Regions from separate parts of the Mus musculus genome. Here all the other regions are linked to region 1. Evidence: chromatin loops called from intact Hi-C (ENCODE). Cell type or tissue: heart. All regions are shown on one strand. Links, peaks and the distances in the headings refer to the core of each region. The heading gives the core; the rest is flanking DNA.

Region 1 (5,666 bases), core at 193-5,192:
TCTCCACAACCCTGTCTCTGCCTTGTTCAAAAAAGCTGCAGTTGCGGGCTTTAATTAAAGAGGAGGAGCTTTGAATGTGAATTTTTTTGTTTGTTTGTTTGCTTGACTGTCACAAATGAAGGCAGGCTTACTTCTTTCTGAAATGATGCTCACACACGAAACACACACGAAACACACACGAAACACACACACACACACACACACACACACACACACACACACACACACACACACACACACACCAGTCTTCTCATTATCCTGCTCTGACTACTAGTTCTTGTAGAAGAAAGGGTAGACACCAGCACGGCACCCGGTACACCTCTCTTCCTGTTTTGATAACTCAAGCGCTGGCCTCAAGCCTTCTCATAGGAACTGGGAAGAAAGAACTGGCAGCTCAGCTTGCAAAGGGTGCGGAGGCACAGCTCAGTAGAGCTAACCCAGTCGCTGTGTGACTGTGGGGCTGCAGCTCCTCTGATGCCAGGGCTGTGCAGACCCTCCCTTGATTTCCAAAAAGGCCAGAGAATAAATGTCACTGTGAAACGTGGAGTGTCCTGGATCTGATATTTTCCTTTGGGGCACCCGGGATACAGGCCTCCTTCCTGGAGGCAATTTATCCGAGCAAGGGAATGACTCCTTTGCAGGGTTTGGACATAGTGTTCATCACCACGCCCACTCCTGCTCGCTAGGGTCCCAAACCACTGGAGTCCTGTAGAAGCTTGGCCGCTTTGTCTAAGCGCCGGCTCCTTGGAACCCAATCAGTTCTGAAGGGAACAAAGAGCCTCGATTCGCAAGCCCCAGCCTCCGCCTCTCCCAGGAGTTCCCACGCGCGGGTTCACCACCTTCAAGACCCCTTTGTCTGCCTGGCAAAAACAGGTCTGCTGGGTTTATTCACACCCCTCCCAATTTTTCTTTTCCACCATTGACATGGATTTTCCAACCATCCACTTCTAGGTAAACGACTTCACCTAATTCTTTTTATTTATGTATGTATGTATTTATTTTTCCTCTCATACAAACCTTGAATAGGTTTGTTGAAGCATAAGGACCATTCGGCCCACTCCTTATTAGTGTTCCTTTCTCCTAGAGTCCCCTTTGAGCCTAGTACTATTAGCTTTATGCAGAATAGCAAGTCCTTCCGGGAGGATACACCTGCGTCTTACTCACTTCATTGTGACTGATTACTCAGAGAGGAGCGGGGATATTAAGAAAAGAGCTGCGTAAAGTTTCCTAGTGTGTGTTTGAGAAGCTCTCTGCCCCGCCCCCCACACAAAACCGCGCACACACAAAAATGCCAAAGCATCCTTCTTCGTTTCAAAGATGCCAGAGACAATGTAAAAACAGAAGGAAATCTCAGCCAGTGCAGTTTCCGACTGTGGAAAGCTCCGGACTTGGGAGGATTTCCGAAACAGGACTTTTAACAGAGTTGACAACAGGGCCATATCCTCAGATGTGCGCTTCCAAGCCTTGTCAGAGACAAGAAGTTACAAATCGCTCGCTCTGCTCCCGGATAGACTTCAAAGGCAGAGAAGCCAGGGGAGAGAGGAAGGAAGTGAGATATTTACAGAACTTAATGGGGCGGAGATTTTGATCACATCTTGACAAACTCAAAAAAAAAGAGCAGATATGGTCTGTAAAGGCGCAGTTCCCAGTTCCCTTCTAAAACTGTAACCATGAAACCCGGGAGTTTTATACGTAGAGGAGTGAATAAGGAATTTTCCTTATTGATACTGAAATGTCTAACTTAAAGAAAGAAAGAAAGAAAGAAAGAAAGAAAGAAAGAAAGAAAGAAAATAGATCTTACAGGCGTCCCCTCCCCCAACAAAAACAAACAAAAAAGAGTAAAGACCCACTTCACTTCTGTGACCATAAACTTTGGAGAACGCCGCTTTTTATGGTGTCCTCATAGACTGGCGGGACACAGAAGGAAAGAAAGAAAGAGAAGGCTTGAGGAGTAAAGACATCTCTGAATTCTGCTCAAGCGTTAAACTGACAAGGGCACTCGTTCTTTGTTGACACTTCTGCAGTGACTTCTTTGGTGAGCTGCACCCTGTGCCAATACATCTTTCACCACCACCACCACCACCACCACCACCACCACCACCACCACCACCACCATTGCACAGGGCAAGTTAAACTCATCCTAGAACCAGCATGGGAAACATGCACACACACCTCCAAAGAGCCTTTGTTATTTAATTCATGACACTCTGCACAAGCACGCCCAAACCAATACACACAGCACTCCAAAAACGTCACTCTCCCGGCTCTAAGCACACTTCACTATGGCTTGATTTGGTGTCATATCCTTGAACATGCATTTACCCGATGAGTTGCGTCTCTTGGTGCTCCTCAGTTCTGGCTATTTCTTTTGTCTTATAAAAGATCAGGAGTAGACTTATAGTGCAGATGGTCCACCGTTTTCTAATTGAGCGCATCTTGGGTGCCCGGGAAAGTCCTGGTTGTCCCAGCTCAGGCACCTTCTCCTGGTATAAAGGCTCCGTTTTGGGATGATAATCAAGGGGGAGAAATCTGAAAATTGCGAAGGGAGCGTGGAGCCGAGATCCCAGAATCAGGTCGCTAGGATGTTCAGCGGTGGAGCTCTCCCGGTTCTCCAGCGCTGCCCAGCTCCCTGCCGCGCAGTTAGCGCTTACCGGGCCCGGGTCGCTCTGCGCCGCCTCCCTGGGGCTCAGGTTTCTTTTCAAATGTGACACCTTGTGCATTGGAGGTGGCGGTTTCTTCTGCAGCTGGGCTCGGGGGCGTCACTGGCCCTTTCCTCGCCGTAGCAGGGAAACGATAAGCAAGGCCAGCCAATCACCGTGCTGAGGGGGCGGAGGCTGCTGTTGCCTTGCGTTACTGGCGGCTGCTCGGAGAGTCGTTGTGAGCTCGGTCTGCACTATGCCGGGTGGAGGAAGCTCACAGTCGCACGCGGACGCGTTCTTGCGCACATGCCCCCAAACCACAGACACACACAGAACCACACTATCTCCTAGGACGCCCAAACGTCAAGGCTCCAGATCCGCCAGCTTCGACACCAGCATTCATCTCATCTGAGAAAGATGAGACTCATCCCACCAGAGGAACGCAATGGCTAGGGATAAGGATAGCTCGAGAAAGCAGCCTATCATTCAAAGCGTGTTTGCTAAACATACGTAAACGCACGGGCGAATAAACCCGACCGAAGCACAGTGAAATCCAACAGGGAAGTGGAAGGGGAACGTTCATTATTCAGTGCACAACTCTGTCTGGAAAATACGATTATTCACAGGAGCTGATGAGCTGATCTCGCCCGCAGAGTGGATGGGTAATGAGGATCCCAGCTTGAAGCTTGAGGTAAGCAAGTGAAGTCGGAGGCATCCTTACGAACATTATGGACACTTCTGTGACCCACGCGTTGTCGTTTGGAAACTCCTCACGAAGTGAAGGCAAATCCAATGCCATTTAAACTTCACTGCTGAGACCAGAATTCTGAGAAAAGGCAGCGTCCTCCGGCACACCCACCAACACATTCGTAATCCTAGGGAAGAAGAAAGGAAGGGTAAAAAGCAGGAAAGGCAGGCTCCTCTTGAAAATCCAACTGAAGTGTATTGGGCTCTGATTTTCACCCCTCTTCCCGCCTACCTTTTTTTTTTTTTTTTTTTTTTTTTTTTTTTTTTTTTTTTTACTTCTATTGTATTGTGCAGCTGGCGCGCTTTCTGAGTATTCTAGCTGAGCACCTCTCCATTCCTAGTTTCTGGCACATTCAAGAGAGCTGACTGCTCAGGCTTATCACACCTAACATCTACATGCTTCCTCAGCAGGAGACAGAGCCTGGAAACCAGACTCCTTCCTATCTGTGTGCCTTGGCCCCAGGATTCCAGAGGCTCTGAAGTCTGACTTCCTGCTCCTTCACTGAGCAGTACCTTTGCTAGTCCATTAGCCCATTAAGTTTGCACTTTCCACATCAGCAAATGAGAAGGCTCACCACCAGGATTTGGGTATCCTTGGACTTAGGAAGAATTCAGAGTGACTCAAGGAGCAGCATTAAGTAGAAAGACATGACCCTTGCTTAAAACCCGAGGTTCTAGAACCTTTGCCTAGCTGCTGAGGTCTTTAAAAGTAAACCAACAGAGCTTAGTATAAGACCCTGTTTATGTGTGTCAGTTTCTATTCAAGGTTTAGGAAGTTAAGTCTCCTAAGTTTTGAGAACCTAATCTCTGCAGGACAGGCAACCAAAGAGCCAAGTCTAAAATGCATCAAGGAGCAAGCAATTATGAGTCTTTATTGACATTACAAGTGGCCTGCTGGGAGCCTTTCCAGTGGATTGATGTCCACGCAAATCCTGCTTACCTTAATGCATTTTAGTTACACAGACTTCTCAAGTAGCAGCAGGGAGAAAAATAAAACAGTTTCTCATGGGTTAAAGGGAAGTGGTATTGGCTGGGGTGTATAAAAATGCTGTTTGTTGCAAGAAAAAATATCATGTTCACATGCAGAAAATATCATTTTCATTTTTTCCTCTATTAGTTCATTTTCTCTCAGGTAAATGCCCAACTTTAAAAACCTTTTGTTTTTATATATTGACCTTTGCTTATGTTTCCATACATAGAACCAAATATAATACATGTCTAATCACAAAAGACTTTGACTTTAGCTAGAATGCAGAGTCATAAATGAGTGAAATTTCTCCCAGATCAGGAAATCTATCATCATTATTCTCAATTCTTCAATATCGGCTGGCTTGGGTAATTGGCAATACTATTCTTTTGCATACAGTGTAATGGTTTGTAAGCAAGCATGAACCTTTTACAATTAACTACCACTTACAGACTATCAGTTAAATAATCTTCAATTTGTAAAACTCAACTTGAAGATTGTCTTGTGAGATATATCTTTTTCAATTGTGCTGTTCAGAAACACCTCCGTTTGTAAGAACCATTTTAATTTCTTAAGGCTCACATTTTAATTGTGTGTAGACTCTTGTCTCAGCCTAAGCGTTTTATTGTTCTATTACTATTTCTTATCACAGAGTCTTTTGAGATGTTAAAATTACACACACACACACACACACACACACACCACTGCATCCATGTAGCATGTTTTCTTCTCTCTCTCAAAATTATGCTATGGAATTCATAAACCAGGCTCAGGCCACTGAGACTTTGCTGGTAAATTTACTCACCATCAGTCCTAACAAAGGAGTTGAATCCTTAGGATTCACATGGTAGAAACATAGCATGGATGTCTGCAAGTGGTCCTCTGATCCACACAATAAAATACATGTACACACACACACACACACACACACACAAACACACACACACACATTCACACACAAACACACACACACACCAAAATCAAAACAAAAAACCACATAGGCCCTCCTATTCTTTGAGTGACAGTTCTATGGAGTCAATTAGCAGTTGTCTGGTCTCACTTTTTATAACTTTGTTTTCATAATTTTTATTTTCTGCTTTAATCTACTGAGGACGGCTCAGTTTGTATTTAAATATACAAAGTAAGAAATTCTATTAAAGGTTTCAGACTGTATGCTTTGACTGTTACTAAACTAAGATTGTACAAATCTCAATTTTTGGAAAACGAGTATTAGACAAATGAATAAATATAGTACTTACAAAGGAAAGTACGAATTCCAAGCATAAACTTGCCTAATCCATTAGCAGCAACTG
Region 2 (5,666 bases), core at 224-5,223, 210 kb before region 1:
TATCGTATTATTAGGAGTTAAAAATCAAATTCTAATATTCCTACACAAGCTTTCCTGAAATGTTTTCTATGGAAAATGCTGAGACGATTTATGAACGCAAACTTACCTGCCCCACCTGAAATATGATGGCAAACCATAGGAACCATTGTGTACATAGATGAAATATTTGTCCTCTTGCTATAACATATTATTTCTAGATGCAAATTTCACTGAAGTAACATTATAACAATTCAGTCTTTGGGTACCTAATTCATGGTCATAGTTCACTGTTACATGATCATAACCATTTTTTCTAACTTAACCTAAGTTAATTCTATTGGAATACTAACTTACAAGCTGCAGTAAGTTTTAAATTTTCCTGTTTTCTTGTTCAATTTGCCAGCATTGTGAGCAGATCTGTATATTATGCACTCAGTACATACTCTAAATGTATTTGCATAAGGAGTAAGTAAATTAACAAATTAATGTTTGAAGTAAATGATAAAGCTAAAACTATTATATGTTTTTAGAAATCAGCAACAAAGCAAGAAATGCTACTTTGTTCTTAATTGTTCTATATAAATACTTATAATAATAGGTCGCCGGGCAGTGGTAGCTGTAATTCCAGCACTCCAGAGGCAGAGGCAGAGGCAGGCGGACTTCTGAGTTCGAGGCCAGCCTGGTCTATAGAGAAACCCTGTCTCGAAAAACGAAAATAAATAAATAAATAAATAAATAAATAAATAAATAAATAAATACATACATACATACATACATACATACATAAATACATAAATACATAAATAAATAAATACATAAATACATAAATATGAGGTCGACCAGTTGTCAATCCTTTAGGTTTTTGTTTTTAATTCATGTGATTAATAGATAGATAGATAGATAGATAGATAGATCTGTTCTTTTTCCTTTTCATCTTTCCTATAACACTTCAAAAGTTCTATCAATTGTGATAAACGATTTGTTTTATCATCTGTTTCTTGGAGTCACCAAAGTTCATACAATGTTATTTATTATTACCTAAGCCAGCTTGATAATATGTGTCTTACTAATGTGTTGACATTGCATTTGCTAAGACCTGAAAAAAATAATAATCCTAGCTAGCATTCAAACATAGAAGAGGGAAATCTCACAAGACCACACCATTAAATGAAGAGCTACAAGAAATTAATGGCTGCTGATGGAGGGAGACTACATCCTCTCTGGAGACAAACTTCTCTGCAATAGATTACCTAATCCCAAGTGGTCATTTCTAAAGACACACAAACACACACACACACACACACGCACACACACACTATATCTACATCTATCCTACATCTATCTATATCTGTATCTGTATCTATAAGCAACACTAAAGATACTCAATGTGTTATATTTATAAATTCATATAAATAGAAATGTATGTGCAAATTGACACACATGTAGTGTGTGTGTGTGTATTTCAAATATAATAGTTAAAGAATAAGAGACCAGGAATTTAAGACACAGAAGCAAGGCAGATAAAGGAGGAGATGTTGGGGAGAGAGAGGGATAGAAATGGTTTAAATACCATATTCACATATGAAAGTCTAAAAAAATACATAAATAAAAGCAAAAGGAACCTTTACTTATTATAGTTGCAGTTGCTTTAGACAAATTATCCTAATTCAATATCTGTCTTATTATTTCTTTAATTTAAAATATATGGGTCTGTTCTGATGATTAATATTGTACTGCCATGAATATTTGGTATTAAGAATATATTTTAAGGAAGTTGAGACACAAAATGTTCAGTCTTCAGGAAGTAAACTATTAAAATGGAAGCCAAGGCATGTACAAGGTGAGATGACCCAGGAAAATCTGAAGTCCAAGGCCACCCTATATAATAACAGTCCTAAGGACTTAGTTTTGGAAAAATGCCTTGTCTGTTTCCTTAGGTCCTTGGAGAATTCATTGTTTTACTTCTGCATATGAGAATACATGTGAGAATAATACTTCCAAAAAGCAAAATAAAATAATATTTTTGCATTTTGCTTGATTCACTCATGTTTGTCTTTGAAATTTAATAACTCAAGTCTCCTTGTTACAAGTACTTTACATGTTCAGAAACATCTATAATTTTATGCTTACTGTTTATTTAATACTTTCTAGTTCTCTTTGTCTACTCCCCATACACTCCACCCTCCCCATCTCAATCTCTCTACAATGCTCTGCTGGGCTGACACTTGCAGTGACCTCCTGCTTAAGGTTTCCAAGTGTCCTGATTGCAGATTCCAGCTGCGAAGACAGGTTTTGCTTTTTAAAGTCTAGAGCTGTAAAAAGCAGATGTCGCAAATCTTGTTTTTCTGTTTTATTACAATATGAATCACTTTGATAACATATACATTTATTAGTATATAACCTTAAGGATATATCTTATGCATGCTTACGTGTAGTAGCAATAACATTTGCAAAAAATGAATGCATAGATTTCTTTTGCCTTGCTTTGACATACTTAGTTCTTAACAATCTCTTAATTTGGCCTGGTGGTGAGACATAATTTTGAGAATGACATACAACTTGGAGGATGAATTCTCATCCCATGACAATGTCATTACCCCTGTGGCAGTTCCAGGTTCTCTGTGGTTATCCACTCCTGCCATTATGTCAATTACAGATCTAGATAACTTGTCAGAACAGAAGTTTTATTTGTCAAGGTAATTTTTAAAGATTATTTTTCTATTCCTAAACAAATTGATGGTGGGTATTGATAACCATCCTGGAAGATCAGAACAATTATTTAGCTTGTAAATATCTTTAGATTTGCTATTTGCTAACTCATATATTGTGAACAAAAATTAAGTTTAAAAGCCATAGTTTATCCAAATCAATAGCATTTCTGCGATTATAAATTTGTGATTTATATGTTCATTTTGTTTGGCCAAACACCATTGTATTGGGAACCCTGCTGTCAAGATCTTCTTTCACTTGAAACTATTAAAAGAATTCAGGAAACCAAATCCAAAGGGCTATTGTTTTCTATATTTAAACCTCTGTTCTTGTTTCAAGCTTCTGTATACAAGTTAAAGAGGATTTTTCTGGAATGCATTCAAAGAGCCGGAGCCAGAAACAAGAAATCCCAAATGGAATTCTTAGTAAGTTTCCAGATAGCTTACAGTTTGAGTAGAACAAGTTTGGAATGGGTGTTTTAAACATTTCAATTCAGTTCACTTAGTTTCAACAAACACAGGAAGGTACTGCTTTAGGACATAAGAGCAAAAACAAAAGATGAACGTTTGTTGTCAAAGGAATTGGGAATCACTTGATTTAGGTGAGTGCACAGAAAAAAAAAATTGTGTATAGCAAATCCTAAGTATTTTGTCACTAGACATTATAGGGTGTGATTTATAGTGATATTAACTTGCTTCTATAGTAGGTGACCATTCCCATAATTATCAAATTATCACTATATAATACAATTTTATAATATATAGTATTGTATAACTTTATATAAATGTTATATAATTAGAAACATAATAACCCTGAGTAGAGTAAAGGAAAATCATAGGTAAAGAGATCAAGTAGGGAGACTGTGTGAGAAGAACTATGTTAGATTTAATTCAGACTCTGGTGTGTGCAGAACTTTCACCTGTCCCAGGAGACCATGAGACATTGTATCAATAGTCAGTAAATGTGTATCAGTTAATTGGTTAGTGAATTATAAATGAATAAAACAACATAAACCTAGGAATTCATACATGACACATTAGAGAAAGAGGAGGGGCAACCCTGTGACCTGATTGTCTCAATAAAACTTTGGCATAGCCATTAGGAGTACATTATTTCTGTTTCTTTGTTCAGTAGCAGAAACTTATTTATTTTGCATTTACACTGACATTAGAACTCTGTTTTGCAGATTCATTGGGAGTGGTATTGATTCACTCTTTTCACTAACCAAGATATTTGACATGAGCATTTTGTTTTCCCTGATGCATTTGCTACTATCTTTAGATTTTTTTCTTTAGAAGTGAAGCCCAACAGCATCCCTGGTCTCCTGGTCTCTCATCCTGAGCCCAAGATCTGAAGACAGATTGGTGTGTGTGCATGGAGTTTGTGTATGTGCACATGCGTACTTGCGCATGTGCCTCTATTTGTGTCACATGTGCGTGCATGCGTGCGTGCATGCGTGTGTGTGTGTGTGTGTGTGTGTGTGTGTGTGCGTGCGTGCGTGTGTGTGCGTGTATGTGCAAGTGTGTGTGTGTGAGAGAGAGAGAGAGAGAAGGAGGAGCACATCTGTTGCTTTAACTTACCATGTCCCTTCCAGCATTTGTTGTCTATTGTTCTATTGTTCCATTGATCGTGGCCGTTCTAAGGGAGGTTTAAGTCTCAAAATTGTTTTGTTTTCCATTTCCCTAATTGCTAGTGATGAACATTTTTGATATACTTTTAGTTGTTCTCTACTAATGAGACTTTTTTTTTTTCTGACTCTTCGTTTTTGAGTTCTTTGCATAATTCTGGATATTGAGTTTTTGTCAGTTGTATAGCAGACAAACATTCTCTCCCATTTTCCGGCCTTCCTTTTCATCCATTTGACTGTTTCTTTTGCTTCACAGAAGCTTTTTAGTTTTGTGATGTCCTCTTGTTTATTGTTGGCGGTAATTTGGGGACATATCAAGTTCTATTCAGTAAGTCCTGTCCTACAGGTGTGATTGGTCCTGACTCTGTTTTCCTGCAGCAGATTCAGCATTTCAGGTTTCACATTAGATCTTTGATGAGTTTTGATTCAGTGTTCTACTGTGAAAGTTCAGTATTGTGATGAATTGCATTGGCTTTCCAGATTTCTTTGAGTAGTCTATTTGTTTGGAATTATTCTGATTCATGAGCAAGGTATATCTTTGTTTTCCTTTGTGTCTTGGGCAATTTATTTCAATAGTGTTCTGTCATTTTCATTGCCAAGGTACTTTGATGCCTTGCTTAAATTTTGTTATTAAATGTTTATTCCTTTTGTAACTTGTATAAATCAAACCACTTTCTCAATTTCTTTCACAGAAAAGTCCATTTTCATCTCTAGAATTGCTACTAATTCAGGTTGAATTTGTATCTTGTAACTTCACTTATAGTTGTTTATAAGACAAATAGGTTTTGTTTGAATATATTGGGTTTTTATATGTTGAAAATTATGTTATCTCCAAACACGAATAACTAAACATGTTATTTTCTAATCTGGATGTACTTGTAATATGTTTCCTATTTATTCTTTATTTATGCTTTGATTTTTATAATTTCTTTTGAAATATGGACTTGAGATTTTTTCTTTTTGCCTCTTTGAGGCATGCTCATAGGTTGCTTGAGATTATTTTCCTTTTGATGCATGTAGCTTTGCTCCTACTTCTTTACAACTTTTGATATACTATATTATTTCATTTGTGATTAGAAACTTTATACTTTATTTAAAATCTATTTAATTGCTCAATGTTTTTATGTAGTTCCATATTTTAGTTTTATTTTATTTTGTAGGGGAGACACGAAGTACAATTTTACTTTTTATAGCTTACTGAAGTATACTTGTAGCCTTATTTAATTTGTTTAGTATAATTCTCATGAGAATATATAAATAATATATATATAATGTAATAAATATATTATGTAATATATATTTATATACCTTTAAAATATAAATATATCTTTTTTAGGTTTTTAAAATAAAT
Region 3 (5,666 bases), core at 224-5,223, 96 kb after region 1:
GCCCTTTAAGTTGGGAATCTCTGCTCTCTTTTATACCTATTATCCTTAGATTTGGTCTTCTCATTGTATCCTAGATTTCCTAGATGTTTTGGGTTAGGATTTTTTTGTATTTTGCATTTTCTTTGGCTGTTGTGTCAATGTGTTCTATGGCATCTTCTGCCTCTCAAATTTTCTCTTTTAGCTCTTGTATTCTGTTGGTGATGCTTGCATCTATGGTTCCTGATCTCCTTCCTAGATTTTCCAACCTCAGGGTTGTCTCCCTTTATGTTTTCTTTACTGTTTCTATTTCCATTTTTAGATCTTGGATGGTTTTGTTCACTTCCTTCTCCTGTTTGATTGTGTTTTCCTATAATGCTTTAAGGAAGTTTTATGTTTCCTCTTTAAAGGTTTCTACCTGTTTACCTGTGTTCTCCTGTATTTCTTTAAGGGGGTTAGTCATGTCCTTCTTAAAGTCCTCTATTATCATCATGAGAAGGGATTTTAGGTCTGAGTCTTGTTTTTCTGGTGTGGTGTGTTGGGGTATCCCGGACTTGCTATGGAAAAATAATTGGGTTCTGATGATGCCAAGTAACCTTGGTTTCTGTTGCTTATGTTCTTATGCTTGCCTCCCACTACCTGATTATCTCTAGTACTACCTGCCCTCGATATATCTGACTGGAGCCTGTCCTTCCTATAATCCTGGTTGTGTCAGAACTCCTCAGAGTCTAGCTGTCTCTGTGAGCCTGTGATTCCTAAGATTCTGGGTGTTTCAGACTTCCTGAGAGTTAAGCTGCCTCTGAAATGTTCAGATTCTTGTGTGACCAAGCTCCTGGGATCCAGGATGTGTTAGAGCTCCTGGGATTTGAGTCTCCTCTGGTGCTGTGAGACTGGTTGCAGAGATAGCATCCAAGGTAAATCAGGGCAGATCAGAAGGAACCAGAGCCACTGGTTGGGCATGATTCCTGTGCTCCTGGATCCTGCTGTTCCCAGTTATTCCTGGTGGTTTTAGAACAGATGTTGTGTCCTGCTCACCCCTGATCCTAAGATCCTGGGCATGCTAGAGTGCCTGGGAGTGGAGCCTCCTCTGGGTGCTGTAGGACTGGCTGTGGAGTTAGTACCATTTATCTCCCTTATTATTGGATTCAGAAGTTTCTCAGAATTATTTATTTTTCTGACTTTTACACTCAGGTACTTAGTATATAACACTAATAGAACCTACTCTCAGCTCTTATTTTAATTGAATGTATTAGATGAAAATCTGTGGTCAGACTTTATTGAGTCTGTATCAATATTTAAGAGCTAGAGATAAAATAAGCATCAACACACCACAGATAATTGTGAAATAGACAAATAATGATGCAGTGAGCTAAAAGGTACCAACTTTATATGTTGTCATTGGTTCATAGATTAGATAGGTATGTTTTATTGTTTTCAGCAAAAAAATCAAACAAGGCAAATAAAGTCATTTGACATTCATTTGAGGATTTTTTCAATAACTCAGTTGTAATTTTTGATGACTCACAGAATAATAATGCCATAATACATTGATTTATTTTGTTGTCAAAACAGATGAAAACATATTTCTTTTTAATCTGTGCCTGTTTCATACAACAGAAATATTAGTGATATGTGTGTATATATATGTATATCATAGATACTGAAATTGTTATTCATCAAGTTTAATATTTATATAAATGACATGCACAACTCAACATTTGACATAATGGTTAATCTTAAATTTAAGATTTATGCTTTACTTATATTCATATTCTAAAATTCATCATGTTTTTCAAGATAAATTTGTGTGTGGAGTAGTAGGATATTAAATTACTAAGATATTCTTTCTTATCACCAGGCTTCCTGAAAAAAAATATGTCTTATTTAAATGGATTTTTAATATGGCAACGTTTCAGCTATAGGAATGCAGCACATTTATAGGTTTGTGGATTACAATCTCTATTTTTCATTTATGTAGGTTATTTGTCTTCCTTTGGTGTTTTAAGGAACTATGACAGAAAGGTTTGTGTGGCACAGAAAGAAATCAGAGCTCCACCTAGAGGCAGAGTGGCATACTGCATTCTGGACCAGGAGTAGAGCCTTTTTTCCCCTGGGAGTTACAGATACTATTCCTTCACAGTGTGTAAACAGGATATGAAGCCAATGTACTTTAATGTAGCAAAAACAATGACGTTATACTGGGGAAAATGACTTAGACTAAAAATTTCCATTAACTATAATATATTTACAAAAGTTTAAGCACTTGAATTCTGCCTATGTTAAGGAGAATTTTAAAATTAAAATTCCACAAGCAAATGTGAGTTGTTTGTACTGAAACAGTGCTGTTGAAAGCCATGGTAAAGTTCCAGTGTTAAAATCACTAGAACAATAGCCAAATTATAGATGATAGTATGGAGAATTTTAATGCATGGTATAATGTAAATGAAGAGAATTTTAACAATGTTCTTGAATTACATTGAGCTGAAATATAAGAGAAAATGAAAGATGAACAGTGCTCACAATCAGGGTCATATTTGTAATTTATTATTTAAGAAGGATCATGTATTCAGGTATCTGCTCCTGTGATTCCTGGAGAAGAGTTTAAAGATGAGTGACAGCTGGATCATCAGAAAGCGGCTCTGGAATGTCAGGAAAAGATAAATGTTTTGACTTCAGTACTTGTGTTTTAAGATAGGCAAGAATGTCCTCTGCATTACAGAACACTAGAGAATGTGGTAAAGTGATACCAGAGCAAGTGACGGGAGACATGGCTGGTCTTAAGTGGCATATAAAATAACATAAAGAAAAATTAGAAGTGTAATTTTTAAGAATGATAATTTCAAAGAATGCATTGTCTGTTTAAAGATGAATTCTGGGATCCCACTGAGGTTGGAGTTTGCATGGTGCTTATGCTGAGAAGCAAGGCAAGAGAAGCTGGCCACAGGGTTTCACCCTGATGGTTTCCTGGAGGACGATATCAAGTAAGGGGATAAATGTTTAGAAGATAGTGTGTATATAGCCATACTTTAACCATTGGTTTGACACTGGGGTGACAAGAAAGACCATGAAATATTCTTTGTTTCCTTCTCTTTTTTTATTCTTCAGAATATCAATGCATGTTTCTCCTGAAACAAACTACTTAATTCTTGACCTTAGATTTTACCCCCAGAGTCCTAATCTTCATTAGCATCACATTCCTGTACACCTGGAATGAGTTTCTTGACTTCTGTCTTTCACTTTATGACACTTTGGATCCCCACTGGACTTTTCTTGACATCACACAGCAAGCCATCCACTATTGCTGGTTTTAATTAGCACCAGTCCTCACTAGACGAGTTGGTCTGAGGTTGTATATGCACTAACATATCAAGAATACTCTACCCTGAAGGGCAACCCTTCCTATGTGTGCGCTCCTGTGTTTGGAGCTGGTATGACCACTGAGAATTGTTTTCTGTTTGTGAAGTTCATCATGATTCAGGATTAGAGGTTTATTTTCAAATTGTTTTCATGTTTTCCCTTCATATGGTATAAAGCATGAATTAAACTTATAGAAGATTTTTTATGGAACATATTTTTAAAAAAAATATTTCACTAGTCTTGATCTTAGAGGTGATTTTTAGGCTTAAAACATCAATGACTTTTTAAAAAATATTTTTATTAGGTATTTTCCTCATTTACATTTCCAATGCTATCCCAAAAGTCCCCCATATTCCCCCCCCCCACCCACCCATTCCCACTTTTTGGCGCTGGCATTCCCCTGTACTGGGGCATATAAAGTTTGCATAACCAATGGGCCTCTCTTTCCAGTGATGGCCGACGATACATATGCAGCTAGAGTCAAGAGCTCCGGGGTACTGGTTAGTTCATAATGTTGTTCCTCCTATAGGGTTGCAGTTCCCTTTAGCTCCTTGGGTACTTTCTCTACCTCCTCCATTGGGGGCCCTGTGGTCCATTCAATAGCTGATTGTGAGCATCCACTTCTGTGTTTGCTAGGTCCCGACATAGTCTCACAAGAGACAGCTATATCAGGTCCTTTCAGCAAAATCTTGCTAGTGTATGCAATGGTGTCAGGGTTTGGAGGCTAATTATGGGATGGATTCCTGGATATGGCAGTCTCTAGATGGTCCATCCTTTTGTTTCAACTCCAAACTTTGTCTTTGTAACTCCTTCCATGGGTGTTTTGTTCCCAATTCTAAGAAGGGGCAAAGTGTCCACACTTTGGTCTTCGTTCTTCTTGAGTTTCATGTGTTTTGCAAATTGTATCTTATATCTTGAGTATCCTAAGTTTCTGGGCTAATATCCACTTATCAGTGAGAACATATTATTTGAGTTCTTTTGTGATTGTGTTACTTCACTCAGGATGATGCCCTCCAGGTCCAATCATTTGCCTAGGAATTTCATAAATTCGTTCTTTTTAATAGCTGAGTAGTACTCCATTGTGTAAATGTACCACATTTTCTGTATCTATTCCTCTGTTGAGGGGCATCTGGGTTCTTTCCAGCTTCTGGCTATTATAAATAAGGCTGCTATGAACATAGTGGGGCTTGTGTCCATCTTCCCAGGTGGAACATCTTCTGGATATATGCCCAGGAGAGGTATTGCGAGATCCTCCGGTAGTACTATGTCCAATTTTCTGAGGAACCGCCAGACTGATTTCCAGAGTGGTTGTACAAGTTTGAAATCTCACCAACAATGGAGGAGTGTTCCTCTTTCTCCACATCCTCGCCAGCATCTGCTGTCACCTGAATTTTTGATCTTAGCCATTCTGACTAGTGTGAGGTAGAATCTTAGGGTTGTTTTGATTTGCATTTCCCTGATGAACATCAATGACTTTTAAAATGTTCAAAATATCCTAATGTGAATAATTAGTAATTTAATTCTATTACTAAATATACTTATTCTTAAAGAAGTACAATTATTAATAATCTTATAACTCTCTCTAAATTACAGTGTTTCAAGAAAATTCTTCAAAATATTTCAAAAGTTTAATGTTTCATCTATACTTTAAAATATTTTGCTATCATTATTAAAATTCTCTCATGTACTATTCAAACTGTAGAGGACAAAGAGGTAATATTAAAATTCAGTAAAATTTATTATAATTGTGTAGAAAAAATGAAAAACAGTTTGGCTGAAGACATGTTTAATAGATGATAATATAGTAATAATGGTCTAAATAAATTTGTAAATAAATTAAAATGTAATAGGCATTGCTTTGAATGTCTGGAGAACTTTCTCCTCCAGATACTGATTGTGGCAGGCGTTATGCATGTGCAGGGCCTGCAGAGTTCTGAAAATGGTGTCAGATGTCCTGGTTTTAGAGTTAAGGACTGTAGAGTTCTGGGAATCAAATTCAAGTTCTCTAGAAGAGCAGCCAGTGCTCTTAACTTTTGGGCTGTCTCTCTCTTTCTGTTTTCTGCTTTAGAAAGGAGTTTAAGCTCAAAGGGACAGTGATTGTGGTTATGAAAATATAGAAACTGAATTAATATAGATTAGGTAACATTTAATAGTAGGCAAAATGCGAACCAACATCTATTGACTGGAAGCAACAAGACACACTGTTAACTAAGTCCTGAGAAAACAGAAACGTGTGCTAATGAAAATGTAAAACTGCTATGCTCTTATATTTAATGTAAATTATACTATTACTTGATAAACTTTGATTGCTTAAGAAAACAGTTTGTAGAACC

What was found. Hi-C counts contacts between places; a loop is a spot of excess contacts. Peaks named below come from ENCODE experiments on the same cell type or tissue, not always from the same donor. Only the 100,000 strongest peaks of a DNase experiment are listed, where the experiment ranks them.
Region 2: a loop joins it to region 1, with 13 times the contacts of the local background. A loop is called at or near these places in 7 of 42 quality-filtered maps.
Region 3: a loop joins it to region 1, with 5 times the contacts of the local background. A loop is called at or near these places in 9 of 42 quality-filtered maps.

Annotation. Positions count from the first base shown.
Region 1 is chr1:95,664,827-95,670,492 of GRCm38, forward strand. St8sia4 (ST8 alpha-N-acetyl-neuraminide alpha-2,8-sialyltransferase 4) reads right to left here and starts at 2,768. Exons shown (of 5, transcript NM_009183.2): 1 at 2,323-2,768. The coding sequence starts at 2,435. It overlaps Gm30431 (predicted gene, 30431), which reads left to right and starts at 2,875. Exons shown (of 4, transcript NR_166710.1): 1 at 2,875-3,330. In heart, for the core only: no CTCF peak of the experiment used is centred there; DNase peaks (open chromatin) are centred at 415, 1,415, 2,825 and 3,795; H3K4me3 peaks cover 3,343 bases; H3K27ac peaks cover 526 bases; H3K27me3 peaks cover 1,857 bases.
Region 2 is chr1:95,451,374-95,457,039 of GRCm38, forward strand. No RefSeq gene overlaps it. Among named protein-coding and RNA genes, the nearest start is that of Fam174a, 140 kb to the left of the region's middle. In heart, for the core only: no CTCF peak of the experiment used is centred there; a DNase peak (open chromatin) is centred at 618.
Region 3 is chr1:95,760,399-95,766,064 of GRCm38, forward strand. No RefSeq gene overlaps it. Among named protein-coding and RNA genes, the nearest start is that of 4930598F16Rik, 47 kb to the left of the region's middle. In heart, for the core only: no CTCF peak of the experiment used is centred there; no DNase peak of the experiment used is centred there.